Regions from separate parts of the Homo sapiens genome. Here region 1 is linked to region 2. Evidence: read pairs that join two places in POLR2A ChIA-PET (ENCODE). Cell type or tissue: MCF 10A. All regions are shown on one strand. Links, peaks and the distances in the headings refer to the core of each region. The heading gives the core; the rest is flanking DNA.

What was found. ChIA-PET counts read pairs that join two places held together with the same protein. Peaks named below come from ENCODE experiments on the same cell type or tissue, not always from the same donor. Only the 100,000 strongest peaks of a DNase experiment are listed, where the experiment ranks them.
Region 1: POLR2A ChIA-PET joins it to region 2 with 6 read pairs; 2 of 35 experiments call an interaction of 5 or more read pairs at or near these places.

What each region holds. Positions count from the first base shown.
Region 1 is chr9:95,821,236-95,825,628 of GRCh38, reverse strand. The region is part of intron 2 of ERCC6L2-AS1 (ERCC6L2 antisense RNA 1); the gene reads left to right. Among named protein-coding and RNA genes, the nearest start is that of ERCC6L2, 52 kb to the left of the region's middle. RefSeq lists an enhancer at 2,336-2,545. In MCF 10A, for the core only: no CTCF peak of the experiment used is centred there; a DNase peak (open chromatin) is centred at 2,588.
Region 2 is chr9:95,717,095-95,721,487 of GRCh38, reverse strand. No RefSeq gene overlaps it. Among named protein-coding and RNA genes, the nearest start is that of ERCC6L2, 160 kb to the left of the region's middle. In MCF 10A, for the core only: no CTCF peak of the experiment used is centred there; no DNase peak of the experiment used is centred there.

The sequences.
Region 1 (4,393 bases), core at 241-4,240, 100 kb before region 2:
ATGGTGGCATCAAATATTTCAGCTTTGATTTTTTTTTAAAGAGTGTAAATTATTGAGAGAGTTTCACAAAATGGTTATTTCTCTTAGACTGTGGAAATTGTACTACATTCCACGTCTGAGTGTGATAAACCTGGACGGTTATTCAGTCTTACCATCATACTTTTGCTTGAGGCCCATGTGTGATCCTTCCCCTGCCCCAACACCACCCAGGGGGCCGAGCCCACTCCTCCATGTGGGGTCCCTAGGGGACAGCTCTCTGCAAACACCCCGAGCACACTGATGTGCCTGTGCTTCCCCAGGGAAGCAGGAGTTCCAGCTCAAAGCCCGCGGGCCACGGGAGCACATCCTGAACTTGGGGTGGTGACGAAACATGGCTGTGCTGTGCCACCGGCTTGGAGATCTGGTGGATGTTAGTGTAAACCAGAAAATTTAAATCCATCAAAAAAAGGAACCGACATTACCTCAATCAGGCAATTTGAATCCTAGAGAGATAGGCAGGCTGAAAGAACCTACATTTCTACAATGCTGAACCCAAGTAGAGATTATGAACTGCGGCACCATTCTTAGTGTGTTTCTCTCTCCTTTTATTTTTAATTTAATTTAATTTATTTATTTATTTATTTTTGAGACAGAGTCTCACTCTGTCGCCAGGCTGGAGTCCAGTGGCTGATCTCGGCTCACTACAACCTCCACCTCCTGGGTTCAAGCGATTCTCCTGCCTCAGCCTCCGGAGTAGCTGGGACTACAGGCGTGCACTACCACGCCCAGCTAATTTTTGTATTTTTAGTAGAGATGGGGTTTTGCCATGATGGCCAGGATGGTCTCTATCTCTTGACCTCGTGATCCACCCACCTCGGCCTCCCAAAGTGCTGGGATTACAGGTGTGAGCCACTGCACCTGGCCTTCTCTCTCCTTTTAAGGATTGTACTCAGGATTACAAGATACTGCACATCAAAAAATGAATCCCAATATGTGGTCAATTGAGGAACTTGAAAATGTCATGCCAATAATAAAAGCTTGCGCACAATAACTGAAGTTAGAAGGAGGTAAATATTGCTAAAATATTGCGGATTTAAAAAGATAATCTAACCCTTTATTATTTTATGTGAGTCTCATGTTCCCAAAAGATAAAAGAATTTAGAAAAAGGCCAGGAAAAGTGGACAATACACCTAAAAGAACACAATCACCAAATTCTATGAAATGCATCCCCTTGAGGGGAGCTTGACCTGAAAATTGTGATTTGGAGTGGGAAAGGGTGTGTCTGAATATGTTTTCATCTTGTGGTCTTTGGTTCTCCTAGGATGCAGTGGAAGAAAATTAGGACACTGATAAAATTTTAAGAGGCATAGAGCCCCCGCGATATTTGAGCAGTGAAAACGCATGGTCATTAGCACAGGTTTCACCATGAGGCTCCCGGGAGGACTCCTGCTTACGCCTCCAGGCTCACACCTCCCTCCATCCCTCCCAGCCTTTGTTTCAAGAACGTCCACTCATTTGTAAACTGTATATTTTGTTGCTCTGTGTCTCCAAAACCCGAGCATATTGCCTGGAGCACAGAAGGCATACAGTAGATATTTGTGGCATAGGTAACTGAATTAATAAAAACTTAGCCATTCAATATAGATTGGATCCAATTTATTTTTTTTTTTCTGATTTCTTTGTATCATAGAGGCTAGGACTGCTGTGGTGGAAAGTAATCATAATAGCTAAATATGTAAGGAGCATGGTTTTCTTGGATAGTTAGAACATGCCCCGCTTTGTCGGACTAGTCTAATGGAGAACTCCAGGGCCATGAGGCTCACTCCCTGAAGAGCAGCAATGTGGGAGGAACTCAGCACTCGGAACCCCGTTGATTATTACCAGGAGTGGAGAAGCTCACTCACATTCTGCCATGTTTGAACACCTGTGTAGCAGGTGGCAAAACAATCAGCTCATACATCATTTTCCAAATCTTGAGCCCTACCCAAATTATATTCCCACAGGATAAAATATTGGTCGTATTTCCTAGGGGCTTCACGCCTGGAGAATAGGAAAGCCCAGGTCCTTTGCTGCCAGCTGGGACAAGCTCTGACGGGTGCCTTATCCTCTTGAGGTCCCTGCAAGATCAGGCTGGCGCCACCCCACGGGTCGCAGCCTGAGATAACCCCTGGTGTGGCTCTTCTCCTCCTCATCATCCTGCTTCCCTCACTCCTGCCCAGCCTTCCCTGGCGCACTTCCTTAGTAAACACCTCCTACCTCCTCTGTCCTCACCTTACAGATTTGTTTCTGGGGAACCTGACCTTACCCACATGCTTACTCTGAGGGACACAAAGCTGTGTGAGGCGCAGTAACAACCCCCAAGGAGCTTTCAATCCAGTTGAACTTGGCTTGAATTGCATCTGTGCTTCTTACAGGAGGGTGGGCCTTCAATAGAGCTAGACAGAGCCTGATGACACAGGCGTTTGGGAATCTTGAGGACAAACCTGTTTTTATAAAAATCTGCCTGCCTCGTGCATGGCAGCAGGTTTGACTCTGGCCTTGCTTCACTAAATTAAGCAAAAACAAGCATTATCAAATGTTTAGATTTCCTGGAGTCTCTGGCTTCAAGTAGCTTGATGATTCATTTCTGACAACCTCATAAAACCAACCTCTAGCCACGTCCAGGCTTAAGCTTTGTGGTGGTGGAGTGGGTTTTCCCTGTTGTATTTTTAACCTAAGAACAGAAGCAATGCTAGCCACACTGATAAAAACAAGTGAAGAGTTAACTTTCAAGATGACCACAGTCAGATGGTAGCGTGGAAGCCACCAGAGCCACTTAATCTTCCCAGATGATGGATCACTGCAGTACCTAAGTCTCTCATGTGGATTTCTGCCACAGTCCTCTGCACACACTCACTAAAGGGATTTGCAGTTCATGGGTCCAACACAGCAGCATGACCATTGGTTGGGCAGGGCCAAAGGCCCTCGAGGCAGAAGGGTTACCAGGAGAGTCACGCAGCCTTTACCGTCGGGATTTGTGAAGACAGTCACAGTTGGCGACAAGGGTTTTCAGAGTTCTTGGTGTTACTTCACCACCCTCCCCTGCTCTGAGCCCACTCTTTCCTCCCCTGTCCTCGTTCTTAGCTCCTGCTGTTGCCTCCTTTTAGCTCTCACACATTCTCCCTTCTTCCGGTTCTGCCCCAGATATTCTCCCAAGCTCTGTCCAAAAAATCACCAGTTTACCCCTTGAAATTATTTCTCAAGAACTATTTTCCCCCAAGAAGTTGCAAGCTGCTGCATCCCACCTTGGTGAGCTGAGAGCCTGGAGATCAAGACCTGGGCGAGCGGCCAGACCCCTCCTGGCTTCATGCTCAAGTCTTTTTTCAGACGCCCTGAGATCAAGAACAAGGGCACATTCTTAGTTCATGGCCTTTTACAAAATGCTACAGATAATGGAATTTAGATGATGCAACCATTTTACTTGGAGTAGAATGTGTTTTTAGCTGAGGGGGTTTTCAGGGGAAACACATTATTTAGGTTTAGAGGGTATCATGCTTGTCAAAAGCAATTAAATGGGACATAGAGCCCTCAAAGAAATGTTCAAATATAATCTGGACATGGTTTGGGTATCTGAATAAATGTAAACTTGACCAAGCCTTCTTGTTTAAGAAATATAGCCTAAAACATACTACTCTTGATAAAAATTGAAGTTACTAAAATGTTCTGATTTAACGTTGCTTCCACCGGCTAGTTGTTGCTTTATAAATGTCATTTGCCATGTAATTCCAAATGACTTTACAGACTACAGAGCATGGGATTATTGTGTCAAAAGGAGGCTTTCATGATCTCACATAAGCCAGAAAGACTTTATTTAAACTTACGTAGGAAGATGTATTGGTTGTTTGGCCCAAGAAGGTCTTATTTGAATGACAGCATTTAGGGGACCACATGACATTTCTATAAAACTAGACTAGAGTTGATAACAGATGAAGGATTAATTTGTTGTTTTTGTAGTCAATATAGTCCCAAACCATGGATATATTGCTTAGATCCACTTATACCATCAAGCCAGCCCAAGACAAAATTACTACTCTAGTTGTCTAGCATAACCAACTACTCCAAATTTAGTGACATAAAATAGCCTTTATAGTAGGCTTACAGATTCTGTGGATTGAGAATTTGGAAAAGACAGAGTAGAGATGGCTTGTCTCTGTTCTGTGGTGTCTGGGGCCTCAGCTGGGAAGACTGGAACAACTGAGGCTGGAGGATTTACTTTGAAGATGGTGTCTTCTCTCGCATGCCTAGCTGGGCTGCTCCAAGCCGGACTTACTGGGACTGTTGACCAAACCACTTACAAGTATGGGGCCTCTCCACGTGGCTTGGGCTTCTCATAGCACGGCTGATAGGTTCCAAGAGGAAACATTCTAAGAGCAA
Region 2 (4,393 bases), core at 177-4,176:
ACATTGAGGTTTGTGACATAAAATCTCACCACCCTCGTGAAACCTGCCTAGTGCATCCTGGCCTACTCTATTGACTTTGGCATCCTTGCCAGCCTTGTCATGCCAATAAGGTTATTGCGACTAAATTGAATGAGCATGTGGCTATGTCCTCCAAATGTTTTATGATACAGTTAAATGGAAAACTGTAGATTACATTTATTTATTTAGTGATAAACCCTTTGTTTATGTTGCTGGTGATCCAGAAAAAGTGGTCTCCTACAACACGCCATGACCTAAACAACGACAAGTTGAATTACTCTTTCATTTACCATAGGAGACTTTCTACCATGTGTTTTGCAGCAATGATTTCTGACACAGCTTAAGAAATGATAAATTACACCCAACGAAAACAAAGAGAAACTCAGAATTTCATAGCATAATTGTAAAGAAAACAGTTATTTGCATCTCTGTCTCCCACATTTTCAAAAAACAATGTACTTGAAACGAAAAAGACCCAAGAATAGTAAAAACAATTTCATTTTCCTCTTATAATTGGAAACATTTGGAGAAAGCACTTTGTCTACTCGGCCTGCATATTTATGGCTTAATTTTAAATAGGGAATGTTACTGTACCTTTGCCTCTCATTTCATTGTTATTGTAATTTTTACAAATGACCAATATCATGTTATTAAAACAAATGTCACAAGTACAACAGCATTCCTGTATACACACACACTAATATAGCTGTCCTTTGTGTTGAAAGACATTCTATGGCGTGCTAACCTTGTCTGCAAGGTCATATAAAAGTGGGAGGCAAAGATAGCAATGCTTTCCACACCCCTTTCAGCAATAATAACAATTGTGTGGCCAAGTTACACGAGGAAAACATGAACTTCTGGTCATTGGTGCTCACACAAAATCATCATAAAAATCCAGATTGGTGGCCGGGCGCAGTGGCTCATGCCTGTAATCCCAGCAATTTGGGAGGCTAAGGCGGGCAAATCACGAGGTCAGGAGATGGAGACCATCCTGGCTAACACGGTGAAACTCCGTCTCTACTAAAAATACAAAAAATTAGCCAGGCGTGGTGGCGGGCACCTGTAGTCCTAGCTACTCGGGAGGCTGAGGCAGGAGAATGGTGTGAACCCGGGAGGTGGAGCTTGCTGTAAGCCGAGATCGTGCCACTGCACTCCAGCCTGGCGACAGAGCCAGACTCCGTCTCAAAAAAATAAAACATAAAAATAAATAAGTTAATTAAAAAAGATTGTTATGAAAACACTCACAGGGTCTTCGTACATCAAAGGACTTTTTTTCTTTCTTTTTTTTTTTTACAGGTTCACAGTGTTCTGCATTCTCCTTTTCCTTTGAATTATCTCTTATTTGAAACTGCATTGAAATAAATCAAATGTATGTTACTTCATCAATGAGACAAATGCTTTTATTGTTAAGAACCAGTAACAATTTCTACTTTCAGAAACAGTGACTTTAGAATTGTATTAACATTTTGAAAGCTAACATCATTATTTTTAACAGTTCCCAGAATTTATTCTACTAATATCGACTAACCTCAAGCTGCAGATGCATTAATTTAATAACCCAGGAACACATTCTCCTGCTCAATTACCCCAGGAGGTTCGCTATGTTTTTCTTCAAATCAGTTGATCCAAGATAGAGATACTGAAGCTCTATGGGTAATTAATTATTTCTGCTTAAAAAGTTTTAGTGATCAAAATCACCTTAGCCAGGGTTTATGGCATTCTCCACTGAGGACTCAGTTAAGCAGTTACTCCCATGTGGTAGTTTCCTGAAAATTCTGACTCCACTTGGACTCTGCGCCTGCTCACGTCGGAGCTCGTATTCTTGACTGGACTCCTCGTTTTCACCAGAGTGTTAATCTCACCCACCACTTCTCCACTTGTTTAAAGTTCACAAATTCTCTCCTTACACTGGTAAAAGGTAAACTGTTTTCAACAGCAAGGAGTACAAAGTCTCAGCTCCAGGAGCGTAGACCATACGGTTATTTTATTGCTTACTTGATAAGAATCTGCAGGAGAGCTCTCTCCAGAGTGCACTCCCAGCTCCATGTCAGCAAGGACCCACGCTCACTGTTTTTTCTCTTGACCCACCTCAGCTAGTTGGCTTTTCTGTTGCATTTCTATTACCTACTGCAAGGCTCTTGTATTGGTTCGAACCCCAAGAACGCGCCAACAAACAACACAAGGTGGAGTGGAGCAACACGCTGTTTTAATGAGCGCCTGGGTGCAGACGGGCTGAGGCCCAAAATGCCATCAGCCTCAAGTGAGGATGGGGCTAGGGTTTTGTAGTCTCCTGTAAACAGTAAGTGTCCCAGTCTGACGTAACTGCTACGTGGTACACCGAAGGACTCTCTCCATTTCCAGGGGGTATGTGTCTTCTGGCCAGCTCTCTTCCTGCTTCTACCATCTTGCTGAAGCATGCTGCTGGCACAAGTGGTCTTGTGCCTTGGGACTGGGCCCGAGGAGGAAGGAGTTATTCATCTCCCCAAGCTTTCAGGCCCCCAGGCTTTCACCTACCTCATGATAGCCACCATTGCACCAGACATCACATTCATGTTCAAGACAGGAAGAAAGAAGAAGAGGCCATGCCAACATCTTTCTTCTCACATCATTCACTTTGTCAGTAGAGCAAGAGCTTTCCTAGGAGCTCCCAAACCTATTTCCCCTTAGTCTTTCTGACTACATCTGTGTCATCTGGCCACTCCGTGTTGCAAGGAAACCTAGGACATGGACCATCAGGCTTCTATTTTTAAAAGATAGACAAGGGAAATGGGGTTGGGAGTAGCTGTTGAGATAGCTAAGTAATGAGTGGCTGTCTCAACAGGCAAACAGATTGTTGGAACTCCTAGGCTTAATCAGAGCACCACCCTGGGCTGAATTTTACTCATCTTGAGAGGTGAAGCCAGCTAGACTTCCTGGGTCAACTGGGGACTTAGAGAACTTTTCTGTCTTACAAGAGAATTGTAAAATGCACCAATCAGTGATCTATAAAAATGCACCAATCAGCATTCTGTAGCTAGCAAGAGGATTGTAAAATGCACCAATCAGCAAGATCCTAAAAGTAGCCAATCACAGGGAAGGTTGAAAAAAGGGCATTCTGATAGGACAGAAAAGGAACACAGAAGGGGACAAATAAGGGAATGAAAGCTGGCCACCCCATAAAGCAGTGGCAACCTGCTTGGGTCCACTTCCACACTGTGGAAGCTTTGTCCTTTCGCTCTTCACAATAAATCTTGCTACTGTTCACTCTTTGGGTCGATGCCATGCCATCTTTAAGAGCTATAACACTCACCGAGAAGGTCCGCAGCTTCATTCTTGAAGTCAGCGAGAACATGAACCCACTGGCAGGAACCAACTCCAGACGCCATCTCCCCTCCATCTTATGTGTGGTCAGGCATTCTCTTCACTCTTCCAGAAACTCTGAGATCTAGCCTTGAAACCTGCTGGATCAGTAGAGATCACACATTTTTGCCCTTTGCAGAATCACTGTAGCTTACTTCAATAGTAGTGCTAAACCATAAACTTCCATGGAAACTCTTATACTGCAGGGCCCAGGCCCATGAAATCCACTATTGAGCTTGGCTGTAAAGATGCTGTTGAGAACCCTTTCCCTGCATTGCTCCCTGCTCCCTGCTCTCACAGGTAAGCCCTAAGAGATTTCTTTCAGAATTTGGTGCTGGGGAAGGTTTGCTTGCTCTAGGGCAAATTTGTCCATTCCATGGCCTACCGGCCACATGTGGCCCAGGATATCTTTGAGTGCAGCCCAACACAAATTCATAAACTTTAAAATATTATGCTTTTTTTTTTTGCTCATCAGCTATCGTTAGTGTTGGTGTATTTTATGTGTAGCCCAAGACAATTTTTCTTCTTCCAGTGTGGCCCAGGGAAGCCACCCCTACTCTAGGGAAATTTGCACTCCATCTTCTTTCTGATAACACAAATAACATAAAGCATGGTCTCTTCTACCTGTCCTTGGGTACCAGGAAGCACAGATCCAAGTTTGAACCATGACTGTAACAAGTGTTCACCCCAACCCCGGGATCTGTTTGTCTTCTTGTTCTTCATGATATGGGGTTCATTTTGTTATTGTTTTGTTGACTGTATTTTGTTGTAACCCATCACACATTTTCTGTAGAGAAGGGGTAATCGGTAGACAGGGAAGAGAGAAACATTTACTTCAGCACGTTTTATCAAAGCAAACTTCAAAGGCTGAAATAATCACAGCGGTGAAGCAAAGGGGTCATTAGTGGAGAGTAGGTTGACAGGATATCATTATTTCTCAGTCTATAAAATACTTCCAGTTTAAATGGATCCCTACTGACCAAAGGTTGAGTTCTAAAATCTTCATTTTTATATTTTTTATACTATTTCTACCTGC